Regions from separate parts of the Mus musculus genome. Here regions 1, 3 and 4 are each linked to region 2. A link is a loop called in an ENCODE intact Hi-C map of the cell type or tissue named here. Cell type or tissue: left cerebral cortex. All regions are shown on one strand. Links, peaks and the distances in the headings refer to the core of each region. The heading gives the core; the rest is flanking DNA. Region 1 has its middle 29 kb from the start of Cdyl2. Region 2 holds the start of Gm51553 (a long non-coding RNA gene). Region 3 has its middle 24 kb from the start of Dynlrb2. Region 4 overlaps Cdyl2 (chromodomain protein, Y chromosome-like 2).

What was found. Peaks named below come from ENCODE experiments on the same cell type or tissue, not always from the same donor. Only the 100,000 strongest peaks of a DNase experiment are listed, where the experiment ranks them.
Region 1: it touches region 2 in a loop (2.3-fold over the local background); 8 of 42 quality-filtered maps call a loop at or near these places.
Region 3: a loop joins it to region 2, with 8 times the contacts of the local background. A loop is called at or near these places in 18 of 42 quality-filtered maps.
Region 4: a loop joins it to region 2, with 4 times the contacts of the local background. A loop is called at or near these places in 3 of 42 quality-filtered maps.

The regions. Positions count from the first base shown.
Region 1 is chr8:116,759,012-116,765,118 of GRCm38, forward strand. No RefSeq gene overlaps it. Among named protein-coding and RNA genes, the nearest start is that of Cdyl2, 29 kb to the left of the region's middle. In left cerebral cortex, for the core only: no CTCF peak of the experiment used is centred there; no DNase peak of the experiment used is centred there.
Region 2 is chr8:116,869,423-116,875,529 of GRCm38, forward strand. It overlaps Gm51553 (a long non-coding RNA gene), which reads left to right and starts at 4,205. Exons shown (of 3, transcript XR_003947463.1): 1 at 4,205-4,483. In left cerebral cortex, for the core only: CTCF peaks have their summits at 3,576 (motif pointing left) and 3,790 (motif pointing left); DNase peaks (open chromatin) are centred at 3,483, 3,873 and 4,865.
Region 3 is chr8:116,477,705-116,483,811 of GRCm38, forward strand. No RefSeq gene overlaps it. Among named protein-coding and RNA genes, the nearest start is that of Dynlrb2, 24 kb to the right of the region's middle. In left cerebral cortex, for the core only: CTCF peaks have their summits at 1,161 (motif pointing left) and 3,348 (motif pointing right); a DNase peak (open chromatin) is centred at 3,370.
Region 4 is chr8:116,618,638-116,624,744 of GRCm38, forward strand. Cdyl2 (chromodomain protein, Y chromosome-like 2) reads right to left here. Exons shown (of 7, transcript NM_029441.3): 2 at 5,147-5,729. Among named protein-coding and RNA genes, the nearest start is that of Gm31367, 16 kb to the left of the region's middle. In left cerebral cortex, for the core only: a CTCF peak has its summit at 3,333; DNase peaks (open chromatin) are centred at 1,278, 1,493, 2,645, 2,882 and 3 more places; H3K27ac peaks cover 3,138 bases.

The sequences.
Region 1 (6,107 bases), core at 653-5,652, 110 kb before region 2:
AGAGGTTTAATCCATTGTTATAATGGTAGGAGGTATGGCATCGTGAAACATGGCAGTGTTCCGGCAGACATGGTGCTGGAGGAGCTGAGAGTTCTACATCCGCAGACAGCAAGGAGGAGACTGGATTCCACATTAGGTGCAACTTGAGCATAGGACACTTCCAAGCCCACCACCACAGTGGCACACTTCCTGCAACAAGGCCTCACCTACTCCAACAAGACCATACCTCCTAATAGCGCCACTCCCTATGGGCCAAGAACTCAAACCCATGAGCCTATGGGCACCATACCTATTCAAACAACCAAGTCTTCTAATTTTTGTTTGAAGTCACCTCATCAGTTATCAGATTAGCTCTACCAACTGATATTTGGCTTCTGTTTGCGTGGTGAACTGACCAACTTCTACCCTGTCGCTCTCAGGTTATGAATGCCTTTGTCAGTAAGGTATTTTTCTTAGAGATAACAAATACTTGTTTTGTTTTGTTTTGTTTTATTTTACTCTAATTAGTACATTTGTGTCTTTTATTTGGGAAGTAAAGATTGTTTATCTTTAGAATTTTGCTGGGAAAGTTTGCTGGTCCCTGTGGCTTTGTACTTGGTAGTGGTGCTTCGGTTTTAGAGGAAGGTTTTTAATTGTCTTTTTATTCTCCTGTATTGATATTAGTGGTTTGCTGGCTTTGCTGTGTCAGGATTGGTGAATTCTTCCTTAGCTTTCCTTTGCTCCTCTACTTCTCTCGTGAACTGTGTTCTTTCCTACGCCCTCCTGGTTGAGACTGTCTTTCGTCCTCCTCTGGCTGGAATTCGTTTAACTGTCTTCCTCAGCGTTGGCCTGATGACCATGAATTTCTTTCATTTCTGGTTGTCTTAAATGCCTTTATGTCTCTCTACATTTTGAAAGAGAACTCAGTTGGGCATAGCCACATTGACTGGCAGTTATTTATACTCAAGAGCTGAGACGTATTCGTCCATCCTCTCGTGTATCCTAGGGTTTCTGATGAGAGAGCAGACACACGCTTATGTGTTTCCCTCTATAACTGAGTTGGCGTGTTTCCCCTGATGCCTTTGAAAAAGTATTTATTTTTATTTAGTGTGTTTGATCGTTTTGCCTGCCTGTATGTATGTGCACAGAGTGAGTATAGGAGGCTTTGGAGACCAGAGAGGGCATCAGATTCTCTGGAACTGGAATTATAAATGGTTACAAGCAAACATATGGGCTCCAGGAACTGAACTCAGGACCTCTGAAAGAGAAGCGAGTGCTCTTAAGACCTGAGCCACATCTCTAGCCTTTTCTATGATGCTTTTAATATTGCTCCTTTGATTTGTCCTTTTAGAATCTTGACTGTGAACCTTCTGGAAAGGTTCTCCTCTGAAGATGATATTCTGTGTTCCAGGTGCCCTTTGTATTTGAATGTCTACTTCTTTCTCTTGATTGAAAAATTTTTTGCTATTGTTTCATTGAACAGATTCTTATGTTCATTGTTATCTCTGTTCCTTCTAATCCTTGGATTCTTAATTTTGCTTTCTTGTACACTGTGGTCTTGCTCAATTTTGTTTCTGTTTCCTTTATTGATAATTGGGTATAGTAATTCCTTGACCTTGCCTTCCATCTCTTCGATTCGATTCTATTCTATTCTACTCTAATCTACTCCTTCCATTCCATTTTAAGCAAGTCTATTGCTAGCACTTTCCACTGTGATTTTTTATTTGATTTGTTTTCATTTCCAACATTTGGATTTTTAATCAAAATCTCAATATAACCAAAATGTAAGAAATGACCGCAGACCATAAAATAGAAAATAAATGATGTTAATTGTACTATGAAGTTCAAAACCACTTACAGTAAGTATAGAATAGTAGGTAAATAAGATAAAGAGAAGGCAATAGAGGAAGAAAAACTAGAAGGGAAGAGGGCAGGATAAAAAATAAAAGAAAAGGAAAAGAAGAGTGGAGGGGGCATCATGGAAGGGAAAGGGAAGAAGGAATGTCTAAACAAAAGGAGGGGCATGTTTAATAATGGAAAATGTATAAACAATTTGGATATAATAAGGGAAATAAAAAATTGAAGCTTTTTAAAAATAAGATCAAATCAAAATAGTACAAAAAATAACGTTTCCCAAAAAAGCTCAAATATTCCACTGCTATAGGCAGACTACACAAGAACTACACATACATCAGTCTTCTCTCTATGTGGCCTACTGGTCCTGAATGCCAAGTACCACAGTGGGCTGGTGTATGGATGCCCTCGGGGGTTCCATGTGTACAGGTGCCTGCAGTCACACTTAGCGCCTTCCTGCTTCTCTGGTGTTTTATCTGATTTTTACACCTTTTCTGGTGCCCTTCTGGGTCATTCTCATGTTCTTGCCTTGATCAAGCCACCAACCGTATTTCAGTCTAAATTCACTGTAGGGAAACTGTTCAGCCAAGGTTTGATTGTGTGTGTGTGTGTGTGTGTGTGTGTGTGTGTGTGCGACCAAAGTAAAACTCCATAAGCGCTAAGATAGCACATTCTCTGCTTGGAGTCCATCTACTTCAGGATCCACACGCTGCTGGCTGACCGAGCCCTTTACAGCTCATTTTCTGCACAACTGCCACTAGAGTGTCTCTTAGTTACTCTCCCCAGTCCCCCAGACTCCAGGCTGGGTTTGAGAAAGGGCTGGTGTGACATATATGATCAAAAACAGTGTCACAGAATAAAATAAACTGCATAGAAACGTGTTTGCAATATATGCATTGGGGAAATGACACCAGAAAAGGCAAATTTTAACCAAGCCAGAAGAAAGAGAAGAAGAGAAGTTGGGGAAGCCCTCAGTGCTGACTGAGTCTCACTGTTGAGTACTCAGACGAAAACATACTGTTTCACAGTAGAACCCATAGTGAAAGTGCCTGTCTATACCATAGACAGTAGTTCTCAATCTTCCTAATGCTGTGACTCTTTAATACAGTTCCTCATGTTGTGGTGACCCCCAATGTTATGACTACTCCCAGTTGTCAACTTGACTGTATCTGGGATAAACTACAACCAGAAATGGAGGGCACATCTGTGATCCATATCTTGAGGCACAGTGGTCAGGAAAAGCTTAAGCCCAGGCAAGGTGGTACATGCCTTGAATTCCAGGAGACAGAAGCAAGCAGATCTCTGGGTTCAAAGCCACCCTGGAACAGAGCAAGTTCCAAGTAAAGAACAGTTTAGACCCAGGTGTGGAGATACACACTTCTAATCTGGGTCACACCTTCTGCTGGGGGCCTACATAAGGACAATGGAAGAAGGAAGGCTCACTCTTCTTCATCTGCTTGCACTTACTTGCCAGCCCATCTGTTAGGACTTCAGGATTCCAGCTTATACAGAAGACCATCTGAAACAGCTAGCCTCACGGGACTGAGCAACACAGCTGCCATCGTTGAGTTAATTGGACTCAAGTCTGTAAGTCATTCCAATAATTTCCCTTAATATAGAGAACCTTTCTATAAGTTCTGTGACTCTAGAGAACTCTAATACACCCAACCATAAAATCCTTTCATTGCTACTTCAGAACTGTCATTTTGCTAGTGCTATGAATAGTAATGTAAATATCTGATATGTGAGCCCCCCCCCCCCCACCAAAGGTTGAGAACCACTGGTCTTCAGGAACTAGCTGGAACCTACTTACCTTATATAGCAAATAAGCTAGTGAGTTGACTTCTCAAGGATACTGTTAGAGACTACATTCTGTCTCTGCCTGACCATCAATCAAACTGACAGTGTCCTTGAAGTCACAAGACAGTTGCTGGAGTTCAGGTATGACAGTCAATGTTCAAGATAAAATGAAGAGGAGACGGTAAAGGTTTATTCCTTATGTCATCAGAGACCAGTCCCATTTAATAAATGTATCCCTTCATTTCCCTGTCACCCACACCTATGTCATCGATCCCTGGAGCCTACACACAGATTACATCTTCTAGGATTAAATTGGGATGCTGTACTGCCTGGTTTTGTGTGTCAACTTGACACAAGGTGGAGTTATCACAGAGAAAGGAGTCTCCCTTGAGGAAATACCTCCATGAGATCCAGCTGTAAGGCATTTTCTCAATAAGTGATCAAGGGTGGGAAGGCCAAGCCCATTGTAGGTGGTGCCATCCCTGGGCTGGTAGTCTTGGGTTCTATAAGACAGCAAGCTGAGCGAGCTGAGCAAGCCAGATGGAGCAATCCAGTAAGCAGCATCCCTTCATGGCCTCTGCATCAGCTCCTGCCTCCAAGTTCCTGCCCTGTGTGACTTCCTGTCCTAACTTCCTTTGGTGATGAACAGCAATGTGGAAGTGTAAGATGAATAAACCTTTTCCTCCCCAACTTGTTTCTTGGTCATGATGTTTTATGCAAGACTACAAACTCTGACTAAGATAGATGCTACTAGCTAAAATGAAGTGTGAGTGGGGAAGGCTACCAACTAAGCTGTGTGCAGTGTCTGCACACAGACACTGCCCCGTTTTGAGCCTAACAATTCCTTTTTGGCTCTAAGAGGAAACCCAAGCCTTGGATATGTTACTCATCCAAGTGGATGTGAGGCTGCTGCTCTGGATCTTCCCAAGCTTTGCAGGTAGAGGAAGAACAGAGATCTTCAGAAAACACACACCAGCGTGAAAAGGAAAGCTACTTCCTGTCCTACAGAGATGTTTCCAAGGGACAATCTTCCCCAGATTATGAAAGCAGACTCTCCATTACTCCAGAACCAGGAGGAAAAAACAACATTCTGAGAGCTGTTGACAGTAGCCAAGAACCTGTCTTGATCTGCTTGACTGTTGTTATAACTGGATGCCATGGGCCGGGAAGTGTGTCATGAATAAAGGACTACTACATTCATGGTCCGAGAGGCTGGGTGATGTAAAGCAAAGGGTCCGTATCTGGCAAGCTCTCTCTTGCAGCGTGAGGACCCTGTGCAGAATCCCGAGGTGGCACAGGTGTGACATGATGAGACAAAGCAAGCATGCACACATTACTCACATCTATAACCAAGCGCATGGATAAGCTAATCCCCTGAAGACATCAGAGCCCACATGATGTCATAACTTCCCAAAGGCTCTAGCCATAGACATTACTGACAGGGCACTAGGAGGTTACTTTTCTCATTTGCTGTGGTCAAATATCTGACAGAAGCAACTCAAAAGAAGGCCTTATTTCAACTCACAATTTGAGGGGACAATATATCATGGTGGATAAAACATGACAAACGGGGTATGAGGTTTCCACAGTCAGAAAGCAGAGAGAGGGTTGAACGCTGCTGTTCAGCTCTTTCCTTCTTTTTACTCTTTTTCTTTCTCTGGTACCACAGTCCAGGAAATGCTACCTCCCACACGCATGGTGTATTTTCCCTGGGTAGTTCAATCAATCTCTTTGGAAATGTCCTCATAGGTAGGTTCAAAGGTGTGTCTCCTGGGTGATCCTCAATGACATCAAGTTGACAATGAAGATCAGCCACCACAGTCTCCAACACATAACGTCCAAAGGGAAACCATTCAGCGGCGGCGTACACTCTCTTCTCACGGTTCCGGAACCAGCGCGGCTCTCCCCGCCTTTGCCGGGCTGCCGATCCACATCCAGCAGCTCTGTCATGAGATGTGAACGGAGGAGCCCACTGTGCCTGCTGCTCTACATCCTGAATGTCCAGCAGCATCCTGATCTCGGGACCAAAAAAACAACACACCCACCCTTCCCATTCTCCTCTCGTGTCTCTGCCTGACCACAGTGGGTCATGACAAGATGGTGCCAACTCTTGGGTGCCTTCCTTCTTTCTAGCAACACCATCATTTGAGAATGTACTGTAGGGACCAAAATCAATATTCCTCTCTATCTTATTAAGACTCCTGCCTGGGACTCATGATAAGCAGCCTTATTAATTTTCTTTTCATGTAAATGTTTCCAGGAGAAAATAATGCAGCGTTTTACAAAGGTATGAAAGGTTGGTGATTGCATGCTAACTCTTTTCTCAGTGCGTAGAAACCCTCTCAACTCCTATTCATCTCTACGTTCCTTCCGTAATCCCTGTTCTGAAATGTGGGCACAATTGGGTCAGCTAAATGATTAGGACTGCTTAAACACATCCAATTATCTACCGAAAGAATTCTTAACCTTGGGAC
Region 2 (6,107 bases), core at 481-5,480:
GCTGTCAGAAACAAGGTAGAGAAAAGAAGTCCCCAGCAGGGTTGGGAGAGTGGTGTCCAGTCTGCCCAGGAACAACTCACTGTTAAAGTGACTGCCAGCTTGCTACCTTCACTCCACTCCTTCCTACATACACTGGCCCCTCTGCCCAGAATTCTCCTGCCTCCAACCTTCCCATCATTCGGATTTCTAACGACACAGTATCACAAAAGTGGTCCCTGAACACCCTCCTGGGGTTAGAAACTCATCCCTTCCATCACCTGTTTGGTGTTGCTTTTTTTAAACATTTTGTCTTTAATCCCAGGACTTGGGAGGCAGAGGCTACGTGGATCTCTGTGAGATCAAAACCAGCTTAGCCTGCAGAGTAATCTCTAGACTACTCGGGGCTACATTGTGAGACCCTGTCTCAAAAAGCAAAGCAAAACAAACAAATGAAAGAACCCAAGCTTTAACTTTTAAGATTATATTTATTTGCTGGTTGCTGTAATGCATGCCTTTAAAACCAGAACTCGGGAAGCAGGGGCAGGTGGATTTCTGAGTTCCAGACCAGCCTGGTCCAGGACAGCAAGAGCTATATAGTGAGATCCTGTTTCATATATGAGTGATATATAGATATAGATATAGATATAGTGAGATATATATATATATATATATATATATATATATATATATATATATTCAGAGGTGCATGTTGGGAGATCAGGAATTGGTTCTCTCCTTCCACCTTGTGGGTTCCAGGGATCACACTCAGGCTGTCAGGCTTGGCAGCAAGCACCTTTACCCACTGACCCATCTTGCCAATCCAAAGAAACCCCGTCGTTACTATTACAATTATTTGATATTGATATTGATATTCCGGTTGATTGACTGCTGATGCGCAGACAAGATGATCTGTACCTGAATCTCTGGAAGCTGGCACTAAACATGTCTATGTTTGGAAATCAGTGCTTGAAAACCAAGAGCAAAGAAAGGACCTTATGGGGTCATCCTGGATTGTCCAGGTGGATCTACATCCACAACAAGTGTCCTGCATGAGACAGAAAACGACAGGGACTGGAGAGATGGCTCAGTGGTTAAGAGCACTGACTGCTCTTCCAGAGGTCCTGAGTTCAATTCCCAGCAACCCCATGATGGCTCACAACCATCTGTAACAGGATCCCATGCCCTCTTCTGGTGTGTCTGAAGACAGTGAGAGTGTACTCACATATATAAATAAATAAATCATAAAAGAAAATAAAAACAGAAGAGGAAAAGACAGTGGGAAATGGAGGCAAAGGGGGCAGGCTTCTGGGGCTGGGGGGTGGGGGAGGAGTTGGAGGAGCCACCAGGAGCTGGGGAAACCAAAGAACCAAAGAACAGACTCTTTGGAGAGAATGGGCCTGCTAGTCTCTCATCAGACTTGTAGTCTCCAAAACGGAGAGAGAATAGACTCTACTGAGCAAAGCTACCTAGTTGGCGATCATTTGTTGCAGCAGATAGATACAAATGAACAGCAAGGGAAGAAAGACAAGCTGATCTTGGTCTCTCCAACAAGGTCTAGTTTCCTTTGTGCTCATGAGTCTCAGTGACTAACTCCTGTTAGTACTTACCTACTCCTTAGGGGTCTGGCCCCCAACGTCAAGTGCTGGAAACGTGGTCCACAGTGTGATAGTATTGAGAAGAGGCGAAGCTAGGTGGAATGAGCGTTGTTCGCAGGATTGATGCGGGTCTGGTGCGGGCAGGAGAGAGAGCTTGCTGTTACAGAAGAGTAGTTTGGAGACAGGAAGACGGCTCTGTGAGGAAAGGCTCCTGCAGGTAAGCCTGATGGTCTGGTTTCCATCTCCAGAACCGCAGATGAAAGATGTGTGAGCTCCTACAAGCTGCAATCTGACCTACATGTGAACATGGTTTGAGCTCAGACAGACAGACAGACAGACACACACACACACACACACGTAAAAATAAATGAGGAAGCTTGAGTATCTCTCTGACTTTCTGTCTTGCCAGGATCACTCCTCCTCACCCCCATTTTCATCTTCATCCCACCCGCCATGTTCAGAGGCCACCAAAGGAGCCCTCACCAGAGGCCAAACAGATGGGGCTGCCTAATTTGAGGCTTCATATATAACTTGAACAAACTTCTTTATTTTGCAAAGCACCTAGCTTCTAGTATTCTGTTACAGAAACAGAAAACAGACTAATACAGAGATAAACATTTAAGTTAAAAAAAAAAAAAAGGAATAATTACAAGGCAAAGTACCTTCAGCCTCAAGAGTATTTCCTTCTAGAAAAGCATAAATGGCCTGGGCTTAGGGCGGTACATTAGCACAGGCTTGCCCTCTTGCTTACAGTGTCTTGTCTGCTGCTTCCTAGGTCTGTCCCCATGGGGAAGCAGAGCTGCATGTAGCTCCAGCAAGCTGAGAAAGGAGGCTGAGAAGGACTAGTGGCTGGGCGGTGCTTGGGCTTTGTTTCTGCTGCTCTGACTTGGAAACCTACCGAGCTCTCTGTCTCTTGTCCTTGTGTGTGTTTGTATCTCCCCTTCTGCTCCTCCCTCTAGTGCTTATCTGTTTAAGGTTGCTAGGACTGCAGCAGCCTAGGCTCTGTCCTGACAGCTCTGGTCACACAGGCATTCTGGGATAGTCACTGAAGGGCTTTAACCAGCCCAAGTGTGACAAACACGGCAGACATGTTGATGGCAAGTTCTGCCTTTTACCCTTCTACCATATCCCCTCTGCCTTGGCCACTTCCTCCTCCTAAGGCTGATTACCAAGGTTCAGCTATCACAGCTTTGAAGTCCGGCAATCAAAAGCCCCCTTTGGCTCACCTAATTAACATGCCCAATTAAAATTTAACAGCTCATCCTAACACAAGATTTCCTCTTTTATCTTTATAAACTGCCATTCGCCTATGGGCCGTGTCTGTCTCATCTCTATCCAGAGGTAGTTCTTTGTCCATCCAGGGCAAATATCCCTTCTGCCTCCCTTGTTCCCTTCCCCTTCTCCCTCATCTTCTATCTCCTGTCTTTGTCTCTTAATACCCATCCCTCTGGAGCAAATCAATCTCTTTTGTGCTGAGAACTTGGTCTGGAGGGGGGGGGTGTGTGTGCCCACTTCAAGGTCCTTACATCACCTGTTAGGAAGGCCAAAAGAGGGCATCAGATAGCCCAGAACCGGAGCTATAAATGGCTGTGAGCCACCTTCTGAATGCTGGGAATTGAACCTGGGTCCTCTTCGAGAGCAACAAGTGCTTTAAACTGCTGAGCTGTCTCTCCAGCCCCCCACGTCTAGCTTTTTATGAAAATGCTGGGTATTTAAACTCTTCATGCTTCTTCATCAAGCACTTTGCCACTGAGCCATCTCTCCAATTCTTTTCAAACTCATTCTTACACTGTCCTAGGCATGGGACAAATCCCTAGAGTAAAGACCAACACCCACCCTACCCAAGACAGAACCCGATGTTGACTCCACCCACACATAGTCTGTTAAACTCCACCCACACATAGTCTGTTAAAAGGCCAACTCTCTTTTGTGGTTTTCAATGAAGGGCTGTAGTGCCCCCTGGAGGACATAGAGATGTGTGGCAACATTTGCTTGGGAACTTTCAAGGGGTATAGAGGGTGGACAGGTTAGGGGGTGGTGTCCAGCTCGAATATTGAATAGACTACAGTGGAGGAGCTGCCTGGCTTAAAAACTAGACAATAGGACTGGAGAGGTGGCTCAGTGGTTAAGAACACTGACTGCTGCTCTTCCAGAGGTCCTGAGTTCAATTTCCAGAAACCACATGGTGGCTCATAAGCATCTGAAATGAGATCTGGTGCCCTCTTCTGGCCTGCAGGCATGTATGCAGGTCAAATATGTGTAACAATAAGTAAACAAATCTTTTAAAAAAGAAAGAAATTAGACAATAACCTTTCTGAACCCTGGCAATGGTGGAAGGCCAAGGACATAGCCTGATGTCTTCAGAGCTGTGGTTCCAGGCCTGGACTGGACCCTGGCAGGGAGAGATTCCATAGATATTTATTGAAGAAACAACAGGGAGTATAGACGTCTATGTACTGTCTCGGGGAACTAGGGCACCTGCTGCGCACACACTGTAAAATGGGGATGTTAATACATCAGTAAGAACCTGGAGGGGAAAACAGTATCTTGTTAGGAAACAAGCTGGAACTCCCTTTACGTGTGTGGATAATATACTGCTCTCTCTTCCTAGGAAGCTACTGGACTCTGTCCTGAAGCCTCGCTTAGAACTATGAAAGAGTTGAAGAGAGGCAGGCAGTTAGAAACACATAAATACCCACTGCCACTCGACAGCTCAGCTCTGCACCTGGATCCGTTCCCCTGAGGCTGATCCCCAGTGCTGTGGCCAGACGGATTCTGCCACCGCAGTTTGTAACTGGGGTGGGGAGGAGAAGGGGGCAAGTCTCACCCGACAGGACAATAAGGCAAGTGATTGACAGCTGAGCTCATCGTCACGGCTCATGACACCTACGGGCTGAGACTGACTTCAGGTAGGTGGCCAAGCTTCCTAATCTTCAGCCTCCTCATCTCTAATACGGAGAGAATTACGCTTTTCTTAAGGGTAACAGGGGGATGAACCAAGTCAAAGAGAGCTCAGTGCTTGGTGCCCGGCCCTTAGTGGACATTATGAGTGTCGTTAATACATTGAAAAGGAGCCTCAGACAAACGGCAAGTCATAAAGCCTGTGGCCACCTCAGACCAGAACTGACACTTGGCCTTTTACCCCAAGGACACAAGCAGACAGAGAACATCATGTTCTTAAGAGATACAAACGAAATAACTTTATTCTGCCTCTAAGTCACTTGGTTCCCTGGTTGAACAAGAGGGTGGTGACTCACGCTTCCCATTATAACTGTGTTTCTGTATCCCTCTGGTGATAAATAGATCATTTTTTAGCCGCTTTTGCTAAAATGAAGGTCTTCCCAATGTCAAACTCTGCGCGCAGGTTTTACAGATTCCCATTTCCCCTCCCACTGCCCTCCCCCTCTCCCTGGCCTTCCTAGGCATCTTGCTCTACCAAGGAGTGGGTTTGTGTTTTTGTTCCGATGACTCTGAACAGCCCCACTAATGGGGATGCCTGGCATCTGTTTCCTATTGAAACGTGAATGCTTTGGAGCAATATTTACCAAACCCACTTGCCAACCGCTGCACTTAGATTCGACAAAGTGACAATAAAGGCTGCCATTGCACACCAGAGCTCTCCTCAGGCCACGCTGGGCAGAGTCTTTAGGTTCGCAAATGGATGAGTCCATTGCTTAAGAGACAATCGCTTGTCCAGCTGAGGGGGCAAAGGCGCCCTTGTCTGGTTCCCATGCTGTGTTGTTCGGGTTCTCCTGGCTCAAACCCAGCACCCTTCAACTCAGTCTGGAGGTTGAGAGTGAAGTCAAATATTATTAGAGTGTGCCCTGGAACACACTCACAAGTTGGCCTTTTAGTGAAAAATGATCTGATATTAAACAAATTAAGATAATTCACAGTAGGACTGAGATGAGGAGCAACTCACATCTCTCTCTCTCTCTCTAATGCTCTCTCTCTCTCTCTCTCATGCTCTCTCTCTCTCTCATGCTCTCTGATCAAATTCTCAGCATCCATTCAGAATGCTAAGTAAATGCTTTCCCTGGTAGGCAGGCCAGCCAGCAGGCAAGCAGGCAGCAGGGTCCACACAAGCAGCAACAGCAGTCACTGTCTGCCCACTTTTGAGAACGTACTATTACCAGATGTGGCAGGCTGGGTAGGAGCCTTCAGAGATTCAGTCCCCAGAACCCATCTGTTGAAACGGAATAAGAAAAGGATCTCTGTAGGTATAAACTCGGGATCTTATGCTGAGGCCATGGGTTGTCTCCAAGGGGACCATCACAAGGGCTTCACATGAGAGATGGAGTGCAAGAGAGGTCAAAGTTGGCTAAGGCAAAGGCCACAGACACGGAGGGACCAGTTGCTATACAGATCCCCAACAGGCAGACCGGTAAGAAAAGGGGCACAGACAGGTAAGGAAGATGGTGAACTTCTGGCTTCTTCCTCGCCCACCAGGAGATTTGGATTTTGGTACCCTCTCTGCCCTGGGTAGGTGAGGGTAGGGGACATTTTTCTCTGTGTGCGCTTTTGTTTTGCAAG
Region 3 (6,107 bases), core at 340-5,339, 390 kb before region 2:
AATCCTGGAACCCTTAGTGAGTGCCAGGGGACTTGGTGAGCAGAAGCAAAAACAGTGAGTTGGTAAAGGTGGATATTTGGATTCCTTCACTTCAGCCTAGGTCTCAGGTGGGAAGTGATAAATAACGGAGTACACATTGGCTGTAGCTCATCTAACACACACACACACACACACACACACACACACACACACACACAAATTCCAATACCACCCAAAGCAAGGCATGAAAGTTCTCATTAATACACAGCACGGAGCTCTCAGCACCTAGTCCCAAGGGTGAAAACACCACTGAAAATCCAGTTCTTCTCAAAGCTCAGCATGCAACACCACCTCGTGTATGATCATAAAAGGCAGCCTGAGCTTAGATTTTTTAGATAAACACAGAGCTGCCAGTGAACCACGAGGCCAGCATCAGCTTCCGGTGAGACCAGGTTTCCTGTGGGACGCCTGGCATTTCCCAGTCCAGCTGATCGACAGATGGCCACACCCTATCTCTTGGGGAACTTTCTGGTTTCCTGTCTTCTCTCTTAGTTTCGTCGTATTTCCCATTTATGCAACAATGGGCATGCCCCATCTATTTGTTCTTAAATTAATGTTGCGGTTCTTTTTCCTAGGCTCAAGGAAGGTTAGGATTTTTGACAACCATGAATCTTTGTTCAAGATTTAGGGATGAGAGGTCTAGATAAAGCAAGAACCACAACCACCAAAAAGTCCTCTGCGATCATACATCTCTACTCCATGGACACAGACGTTTGTGCAAACGGAGAGTGTGGGCTGTGCACTTCCATAACCGCACCATTCTAGAGCTTCCAGGCTGGAGTACGATGGCCACCACCTTAAAACAAAAAGATGCCCTCCCAAGGTGCCTCCTCTTCCAAGGAAAAGAACTGCTTGCTCTTTGATGGTGCATTCTCCATCCAGTTGCCTGGCCTCTCTCGCACAATGAAGAAGAACCGGTTGGCCACCAGGATATTTACCCAGGATGCTTTGAAAATCATCTAAGAGGGATTCATGCAGTCAAGTGCCTATCACACCAGCATGAGAACCCCAGTTCAATCCCCACTTAGAAGCCAGGCTCATGAACTAGAGAGATGGTTCAGGACTGAGGCACACTTCCTGTTTTTCTGCAAGACCTATGTTCAGTGCCCAGCACACACATCAGGGCCATCAACTACAGGGGATTCACTGCCCCCTTTTGGCCCCTGTGAGTACTGCACCATGGATACAATCCTATAAGCAGGCTGTCATAAACATAATTTTTTTAAAAAAATGATCTTGGGTATTCTAAGATTCTGAGATAATATCCACTTATCAGTGAGTGCATACCATGTGTGTTCTTTTGTGGTTGGGTTACCTCACTCAGGTTAATATCTTCCAGATCCATCCATTTGCTTAAGAATTTCATGAAGTCATTGTTTTTAATAGTTGCGTAGTACTCCATTGTGTGAATGTACCATATTTTCTGTATCCATTCCTCTGTTGAGGGACATCTGGCTTCTTTCCAGCTTTTGGTTATTATAAATAAGGCTGCTATGAACATAGTGGAGCATGTGTCCTTATTACATGTTGGAACACCTTCTGGGTACAGCTGGGTCCTCCGGTAGTACCATGTCCAATTTTCTGAGGAACCACAGAACTGACTTCAAGAGTGGTTGTACCAGCTTGCAGTCCCACCAACAATGGAGGAGTGTTCCTCTTTCTCCATATCCTCACCAGCATCTGCTATTACCTGACTTTTTTATCTTAGCCATTCTGACTGGTGTGAGGTGGAATCTCAGGGTTGTTTCGATCTGCATTTCCCTGGGATCCATCCCATATGCAGTTACCAAACCCAGACACTATTGTGGATGCCAACAAGTGCTTGCTGACAGGAGCCTGATATAGCTGTCTCCTGAGAGGCTCTGCCAGTGCCTGACAACTATAGAGGTGGATGTTCTCAGCCAACCATTGGACTGAGCACAGGGTCCCCAATGGAGGAGCTAGAGAAAGGACCTGAGGAGCTGAAGGAGTTTGCAGCCCCATAGGAGGAACAATAATATGAACTAACCAGTATCTCCAGAGTTACCAGGGACTAAACCACCAACCAAAAAGTACACATGGAGGGACCCATGGCTCCAGCCACATATGTAGCAGAGGATGGCCTTGACAGACATCAACGGGAGGAGGCTAGATGCCCCAGTGTAGAGGAATGCCAGGGCAGGGAGTGGGTGGGTGGTGAGCAGTGGAGTAGGGAAATGGGATAGAGGGGTTTTCAGAGGGGAAATGAGGAAAGGGGATAACATTTGAAATGTAAGTAAAGAAAATATCCAATAAAAAATAGATCTTATTTTTTATAGGCAGAACCATAGCCATATGCCTGGAACCCCAGCAGAGTGGAGGCCAGCAGATCTGGGAAATCCACTGACTGCCCAGCCTAGGTGATAAGTGGGCTCCAGGTTCAGTGAGAACCTCTCTGGAAACGGGGGGGGGGGGGGATGTAGAGAACTGATCAAAGAGCTACAAATTACTTTGTTTTGAAAATCACAACAGATGCTGCCTTCAAATAAACTCTGCACAAAGCTTTGGTTGTGTGGTCATGCTAAGCCAATGCGTCTCAACCTGTGGGTCACAACTCCTCTGGGTGAATGACTCTTTCACGGGTGTTACCTAAGACCATCAGAAAGTGCAGATATTTGCATTACATCTCATAACAGTAGCAAAATTATACTTATGAAGTAGCAGCGAAGTAATTTTATTGGTCGGGGGTCACTACCACATAAGGAACTGTATTAAAGGGTCACAGCATTGAGAAGGTTGAGACCCACAGGTTCCCATAGAGGGTTTTTGTCACTGCTGTATCTCCATGGTCCCATTCTTTCCCTACTCCCTCACGAGCTTCTTGAGACCAGAGTCTGTGTCATCCTCACGTCTCCAGTGGCTACACAAACAGGGGCTTGTTTGGAGAGAACTCAAGTAAAGGAAAGGCAAATTAGAGGACACTGAGGTGGTTTCTCCGCGCAGTGAAGTTTCATTAAGCTGGCGAGGATATCCCCGTGTGGCAGGTAGCCTGGAGGAGCGCTAATGACCACCAGTGCTGACACCAACGGCAGGAGCAGGAGAAAGCCCACCCTCCAATACATCGTGTCCTACCCACAAGAGAACGGCCCCTCAGCTTCCCATCCTAAGCTACGTAAGCCGCAGGCCTTAATCGTGAATCTAAGATAGATGCCAGAAACGCGGCCCTCCAAAACTGCAGGCACAAAAATACGATCCAAGTACGTAAAAGAAGTTTGAATTTGAACCAACTCCAAGGGCTTAAGTTGGGCGCTTGGTCCCTAGCTGATAGTTCTGTTTGGGGAGGTTGAGCCTTGCTGACAAGCCTTGACCACTAGGTGGTAGCCTTGAGCATTAGAGCCTCTGGCTTCTGATCCTACTCGCTTGCTTCTGTCCTGATTAATTCTAATGTGAACAAGCTGGGGCTGGAGAGAGATCGCTCAGTGGTTAGAGGCACTTACTGCTCATTCAGAGAACCTGAGTTCAAAGCCCAGTACCCTAATTAGGTGGTTCACAACAGCCTCTAACTCCAGCTTCACACCCACAGGAGATCTAAAAACCTCTTCTGAACTCCACAGAACCTATATATCTGTGGATAATACCCCTACACACACACACACACACACACACACACACACAATTATAATATTAATAATAATATCTTAAAAGTTTATCTTAAAAATTATTTGGATTTGGGAGGGTTATGATTCCAGTTCAGAAGTTAATAATCAACAGAACAAAATTTAATATCTATATTGTTGGCCTTTATGAATATTATCGAACCTCCCCTGCTCCAGATGCTGATTGGGTGGCAGAGACACACCGAGTCCCTGCCCAGTTCTCTTGGAGCCTTTCATTCCTTAAAGAGAGCTGCAGAACTAATTCTGGGTGCACTGACAGTGAGGAAGGATTAGAGAGAATTCAACAAACACAAACAACCTCGAAATGCAAAGCATGCTGGGAGCCACCAAACCCAAGAAGTAATCTCATAGGAGGAAAGGGAAAGGAATGTGTCTGCACTCCCCATAACAACTGGAACTCTGCCCATCTGAATGCATCCAGCACTATGTCCCTTTATTTCTTAGTGGTCACTATGGACCCAAAGCTCATTACGCAAGGATACAGTGGCATTATTTGTAGAAAAAAATACTCTAGATAATCAACTTAGATTTGTAGTTTCCAACAGGGTACTTCTACACAGTATGCAATTTGAAAGTTTATATATGCATACACATAATTAATATTAGTATGAACCTGTATACAAAAAAATATGATTGTGGGTAAATGAAATCTAGGATGCATAAAATGTAAGGGAAGCCAGGCTCAGGCAGACAGAGAGAGTATATCTAGACAAACATACAAACTGACCAGCGTGGTTACCTTGGAGGGGCAGAGAGAGAGGGTCTGGAGTCACAGAGGGCCTCAGGAGAGGGAGGGACACATTTTCCAGTCACTGCACTGATAGTGGAAATGCATGTGTTAAAGGAAACTGATCAAGCAGGTATTGGGAGACAAGCAGAACTCGTTGTTAACAATGGGAATGACCCATCCCATTATCTGTCTGATAGTATAATGTGTGTTTTTAAGGAAGTCTCTAGATTCTTTGTAATAAAGGAGGGGTGCTTAATGAGTATAATGTGTGTTTTTAAGGAAGTCTCTAGATTCTTTGTAATAAAGGAGGGGTGCTTAATGGGCAGAAAGCAATATTTAAACACTACCAGCAGAAGTTGGAATTCAGAGAGTTAAAGAAAAAGAGAGTGACTCAGGGCTTAGCGGCAAAGGTGCTAGCTATGCAAACAGGAGGACCTGAGTTCAAATCCCCAGCAATGATTTAAAAGCTGCTTGTCTCCATGTGTGCTTGTAACCCCAGCATCGTGGGAGGCAGAGACCAGGGTTCAGGAAGAGACTCTGCTTGTCTCAGGCGTAAGGCAGAGAATGAAAGAACAGGAGATGACAAATGTGAGCTTGTGAGTGTCACAGACTTTTCTGTTATACCCCCAAACACATACTGAATAAAACAGGGGGTGGGGGCGGTGCTGTTCAGGGCTTAGACCCCTCCTGTTGCCAAGAATTCGGCCTTCATTTCCTAGAGCTGGCTCTCTGGATGACTAAGATTTAGAGCCAGAAATGTCTCTGGCTCTGAAGTTCTAATTAAAGGCCTGGTTCTTGTCCCACTGTGTAACATTAACCCTCTGTTAGTGTCCCTGAAGAGAGGAGGCACCTCTCCTGAGACTGCTTCTCCTCCTCTTTCCCTCTCCACACCACTCTGTTTTCATTAGCTAATCCTAATTAGGATGCTTTGTTACTGACACCCATAGCCACTCCCAACCACCATAAAGTATGCGAGAGATTGCCCATCTCTCCTTGGGACTCAAGGCAGGCTATACTGACTCAAATGCTTTTAGAGCTTGGCCTCCCCACTTGTTTAAGACAACTCCCTGTTTCTTAAGAAATGTTTGGGCCAATAACCTTTTCTAAAATGAGCCGTCTCTTGCTTTCCTGTGGTCTCTAAGCAGTCCGAGGTAGAAGATGACACTTTGTCTTTGAGCTAAAATCCACATCTGCCATTTATCAGCTGTCATCCTCAAATGCGCGGGGGCCTGATTCTTGCACTTCAGAAGACACATCTACAAGAACTACATTTGGAATAGGAAGGAATAAGCAGAGAGCCCGCACCCAGCCTTGCATATACACTCTGCACAGACATTGGTTCTTCTCTGTCTCCATCCTTCATGGCCAGCAGCTGCTTTGGCCCAAGGTTTCAAATGTTCCCCTAATTAAGAGAAACATACCTTATCCTGGGATGGATTTTCAAATTCATTTATTGCTCATTTCTCTGTGGTTTAATTTAATTAAATTGGGCAGCATATCAAATATTGATTTTAATAAAATCTTGATTAAGATTCGAGCAATTATCAAACACAATTTTTCAGACCACTGCCGGCATCTCAACGGATCCAACCTCGAAAACCAATTTGCTTTTAGAATAAAGAAGGGGGTGTTCTGCGCGCATACCCCGGGCCATTTCAGGAAAGTGACCTCCTGATCTTTCTTTATTAGCACAGATAAGCGTT
Region 4 (6,107 bases), core at 420-5,419, 250 kb before region 2:
GGTTTACAAATTGCTTTTCGCTGCCCCCAAAGCCAGGTGGGTATTACTTCGAGGTCAGCTCTGGGGTTAAATTGCCTGGGCTTGTCTCCTGAGCCCAACCTGTGCCATCTGTAGCCTCCTCCTGCACTTTAATATGGGTGTAACAGCTGCCTCTAGAAGCCACCACGAGGACCACAGAGCATCCTTTGCGAACATCAGAATCTCACAATATAGCTCCTTTACCCTGCTTCTCCCATTCCACGTTCTCCCTCATACTTCAACGAGTCACAAAGGCAACTGGAAGGTCCCAGGCATAAGAACGCCTACTCTTCGGCGAGGCCCCTGGGCTCTCACAACCGCCTATGTTTTCACCTACCACCCACAGCTTATTAGTCAATGGTGGTGGTTTCCAAAATGGGGTTCCTAGGCCAACAGTACCAACTTGGCTCTGTTCAGTTTCCAGCCCACCCTCCAGGTGTGCTGAGTCTAGCTCTGCCTTTGTCAGGTCCCAAGTTCTCCCCACGAGGACAGTGTGGGTTGCTTTTTAAATGTCCACCTCGGTTCTGATCTGCAGATAAGGGAAAGCAATAACCGCATGGAGAGTGTGAAGGTTGAAGTGAACACCCTGGAAGAGAAGGCTGGCATCCTGTCAGAGGATGGATGGATGGAAAATGGCAAAGGATGCCCACCTGTCTGGGAGGGGACATGCATGGGCGGGAACAATGCAGGGAATAGTGAATCACGGAAGGCCTGGGAGACAGACAGACAGACACCAAACATGTAGAGAAATGATATTCGGAAATCAGAGAACTGTGGGCACGGGGCTTGAGGGTCCACGGGCCCTTGGAGAGCACTGACTGGGCAGCCATGCTTTGCTCTAGGGCTCAAAGGGAATGAGGGTACCTGCTGGGGAGGTGGAGTGTCCCCAGGGGTTAAAGCACAAATGGGTCTTTAAAAGAACCAGGCTGTGGCCTCTGTGGACAGTCAGGACAGGGGAGTTCCCACCAGAGCAGGAGAGGGAGGGATCCCTAAAGGGACAGCTGCTCAGCACAGCTGAAGCCTATCTTTCTTAAGAAAGAGACATGGAGACAGAGAGGCAGAGACAGACAGACAGACAGACAGACAGAAACAGAGAGAAATCCCTTATGTGGGAAGTACACAGTCAAGGAAGAGACCTTGTTTTTTAAAAAAACCATGCTCTTACAAGTTTAAAAATGCGGGAGAACATCCCAGATCTGGCAGCGAGGCGTCTATGAGCCATCGCTCACAACCACACACGTCCGTGGGGGCGGCCATCCACACTCAGCTATTAAAACTCATCGTTTGACAGGAGTGATTCACACCTGCCCCCCCGCCCCCCCCCCCGCCGCCGCCCCAGGTCCCCATTCACTCGGATGGGGCGGAGCTCATTCTAACAAGCTCCCAGAGGGATACTGAGGCAGATGGTCCGTGGACCGCAGAGTCGTTTGTCACCCCAGGAGAAGAGGGAACAGAGGTGGGCACTGAGCCATGCATGCCATATTCATCTTGAGCTTCAGCGGGGAGAGGCATGGTGTGAACCCAGAATGTGCCACCCACTGGAGCCCTGGGCTGTGGATTGTTCCTATACCATAAGGAAGTCATATTACATAAGTTACTTCTTTCTATGGGGAAGTTAAGTCATCGAGAGAGGGGGGGAAAGACATTTAAAAAGTGAACACCCCATATCCCAAACACTGCCCTGAGGTGCAGTCAGGAGCCCTCTGGGATGCTTCTGCAGGGCAAACAGGGGGAACCCCTAAGTCCTACACCCCACTGGTCAAATGGCACTAGATCCTTAGGTTTGGGTCAGAGAAAGATTAGGAGGAAAATAATTCAATGCCTAACCTGTATGTGGCACTGCCCTCAACAGAGCTTCCCTAAGGCCAGGAGCATGACAGAGACTTGTTTGGTCTCCCTACACCTCTGAATCTCAGACTGCTCTCAATGGCAAGGATGCTGCCTCCGCTTCCCCCAGTGCTTGACCCCCCTGGGTAATAAGCTAGCTGCAACCCAAGTGTCAGAGGGTGACTGAGGCAGGAGCCGTTTCTCCCACGAGTGACTACATTCGAGTTGTATATAAATACGGCAATGCTGTTCCATGTATTACATGGGACTCCATCCATGGAGGTTCAACCTCTGGTGCTTACTCAACCTAAAAGTCCGAGCCCACCAGCTTGGCCGAGGGTAGATTTTAAGTTACAAAAGATGGGCCCTTACTCCTCTCTTTGCATCTCTCTAATCTAGCCAGCGGCTAGCAGGGCAGTGGTCCTGAACCGGTGCTCCGAGAGTCAGACTTGAACTGAAGGGCTCTGGTGTCCGATGGCAAATGACACGGCCCAGTCATCCTGGTACAGAGTCTAACACACAGAAGCCGCCGAGGTACCCATCAAGAGCCAGTCTCCTGGAGCCTCTCCGCCTAAGACAGTCCATCAGATACTGTGGGATCTGCCTACATTTGTCACAGGTATCCAGGGGGATATTAGACACGTGAAATATGAGACCAACAGCCTATCCTCATGGGAGCTTGTGGGCGCCAACTCGAAAGGATGTAATTAAGCAAAAAGTTTGGGACGGCTACAAACACAATAGAGGTGGGTGGCAGCTTCCTCTCCCTTCCAGCTGGGGCCCTGGGATGTGTGAATATACATTATCTGGAGAAGATAGCAAGACACCAGACTGAGGAGGAAAAAGGTCCAGAATAGCTACAAACGCGCAGGGACTTCGGCGGGTCGGCTGGCTAGCAAGTTTCTCAGGTGATGAGGTATCTGGCCCCATTAGCGAGTTGGCATTCAAGGCGGGTCGCCAGAGCAAAAGGCTAACAGTTGCACTCCACCTCAGAAAGCAGCACAGGGCATGGGGAGAGACACCCACCCTGTGCATCACACTGCTGTCTGGCAGTCAGTCAGCAAACCATCCTCCCTTAGTGCTCCTGCTTACTCTTAGGGAAGCTGCAAGTCTGGCAGGGGGAGTGTTATCAGCTCAGTTACTGGGACCCTGCCCAGGCTCCTGCTCTTGTACCCCATGAGCCTAAGAGGCTTCCCCTGACCGCCCCTTCCTGCACCAATGGGGGAGGGGGATTCTGCAACTGCTAGCAGCTGTCACGCGAACATCAAACGGGGATGTTTATGCCAAGCCTCGTTTACACAAGCTACTTCTTCCCCCGAGAGATGAATGTTTAAGACAAACAGCGCTTCCATATGCTCGAAGCACAGGCATATCAGCACTGGGGGATCCCCAGATGGAAGCATGAGTCAGGCTGGGGCAGATGCCTAAATAAATCGCGTTAGGGTGAGATTCCTCTCTGGAGCAGGAGGAAGCTCTAAGCAATTGCCCAGGTTCCCCTAAAGATGGCAAGCTCTCCCCAACGGAGCATACTCAGAACGGTCCAGACCCCACACTCAGCATCATCACAGACGGGCACTTAACTCATGACCTAGCCTGCTCGTTACCACCTGCACCTCTGCATCCGTGTTCACTCTCATTCCATCAGGGGCATCTGAGGGCCCTGCACACTGGGCATGCACTGTTGTGTGCCCATTAGGTATTTCCTGAAGCTCCTGAGACTTCAGGCTCTGATCTCTGTATATGAAGATGCCTGTGGGTATACACAAGGGTGTTTGAGAATGGAGGGGGCATGACACTGGAGCACACAGCTTGCCCAAAGACACAGGCCACTGAGGTCTTTGTGAAGGCGCAGTCTGGCCACTGAGGATGTCACAGCATGAGAAGCTCAGGGTTCACCGCCTCCAGAGACTGTAAGAGGAGGAATTCATGTCCTAACGCAAGCTACCTACAGTCTACGTTGCTTCCAGGACAGGGCAGAAAGGAGCAGGCAAGAGAGCCGGCACAGGGCGGGGTTGGAGCTGCAGTTAGGACCAACCCACTATAGTCTGGGTGTTGGGGTTCCCCCTCCCCCGAGAGTCACAGCTTGAAACTCTGTATCCCATTTAACAGTACCAAGAGGCAAAGCCTGTGGGATGAGATAAGCTCATGAGAACTGTATCTATCATCTTGAAAGGGATTGGCGGCTTTATAAAGGAAGCTCTGCCCAGTCTGGGCAACCGTGAGTCCAGGGCAAGCCTGGTCTGAACATAGAGACTGGATAAAGAAATTAAAGAAGCACGACAGGAGTTGTACTGTCCTATGTCCCATGCATGGACACAGCTGGAAGTTAGTCATGTTCCACCTAAGAGGAACGGCCCTCCGCCTACGCTGGTGACACCAGAAGAGCAGGCATCTCCCATCATGCGCTAGCTTGGAGAACTCCATCTGTAAATGGCGTGGACAGGAGGACAGCCCCCAAGGCAGCCCCTCCCTGGACAAAGGCTGTGAGTCCCAGGGGAGGTGCAGGCCCTCTGGGGAGGACTTCTGTCTCCTGGGATGTTGGGCTGCACCCCACCCCCAGGAATGTGGATCTGGTGTGGTGACTACAGCCTGGGGTATCCTACAGTGTAGTAGGATTCTCTCTTTTTTCTGTATTTAACAGTATAGGGGGGATTGGATGTCCCCTTTACATCACAGGATCTCATTACAGTGGCCCAAGCTGGTCATGCACTCAACCTGTAGTCCCGAGTGACCTTACATTTGCAATCCTCCTACCCCAGCCTCTCACATAGCTGGGATGACAGGCCTAGCTGTAGTTAGGCCTTTGTAACCTACCGCAGGCCTCATATAGCACCTGGGGCTTGATATCCCTGTATGCAAAGGTGTCTAATAACCAGCACAGGCTTGAGGTCAAACGTCCGTGGCCTTGACGTGAGAGACCAAGAAAGGCAGAACTAAGAGGTAGCTAAGAGTTAAAGACAGAAGGTGGGTAGCAACTTAGATATTTCCCTAGGTTGAAAGAAAAGTCAGACCAAAGGGCTGAAGACATGGCTGGCTTGGTGAGTAGAGTCCTTACCCAGCATGCCCCGTGTTCCACCTTTACCTGAGACAGGATCTAACAGTGCCTGCATGCAATCCCAGCACCCAGGAGACAGAGGCAGGAGACAGGGGGGTCAAAGCCATCCTAGAATACTTGGTGAGTTTGAGGCCAACCTGGACCACATAAGATCCTGCCTACAACAACAACAACAACAACAACAACACCACAAGCTGGCCACCAGCCAAGACCAACCCAACCCTGAGAGAAAGAAAAGCCACAGACCAACTCCATTCTCCACCAGCGCGGAGTGGGTCCCGTCGCAGTCACTGGCCTCCTGCTCTCCAAGCTGGTCGTTCAACTCCAGATCCGGCTGATGGGACCCGTTTCCAAAGTGTGACTCGTCCTTCTCAGAGCCGGCATCTCCGTTCTCCAGGCCGTTCTGAGCCTTCTTCAGGGGCATGATCTGTAAGCCACTGGGGGTAGTCCTATAGGACACAGTCTTGGTGGCCCTGTCTGGAGCCTTACCCGAAGACCCCTTCTTGGGCCTGGACAGGGGAGAGTTGACGCGCTTCCGCTTGTGGGAAGATGGTTTGCTCTTCCCGGGTTCCAGAGGCCGATGGGAGAGTCTTTCCACTGGCAGGCCGCGGGCGTCGCGGAGGAGCTTGGAGGCTCCGGCCTGCTTCCCTGACTTCACCCTCTTATCCTTGGACAAGTGGAGCCCGTTGAACTCGTCGATAAACTCCTCACAGTGCAGGAGGTGATGCTCCGGTTCCCACGTGTCCTCCGTGCTGCCGTAGCCTTTCCATCGGATAAGATATTCCCATTTCCCCTTCTTGTTCTTCCTCTTGTCCACAATCCTTTCAACCTGGGGATGCAAGACGAAGAGGGTGAGAAGACGTGGGACCCAAGGATCATTTTCCAAAGGGGCCCCAAGCTGTCTGAGGTCCGGCTACAGATGGGCAGACAGACCTCAGAGTCCCCGCTAAACATCTGCCAGTCTGGCTGCCAACATCCAACCTAGAAATTCAGAGTGGAAACGAATTCATTAACAGTCAAGCTTGCTTATAGCCTGCAGATGTGCTGTGTACTTGAAGGGCTTTCAGACAGACAAGAATGTGACACATAGAGGGGAAGCCATCTGCGATTTCTGCTGAGCAATAGACAAGTATAAAGTGACAGGTGACATGTAAGATTGTGCCTAACTGGTTACTCGGTGTTCAAGGAAAGCCTTGTGCTCAGGTAT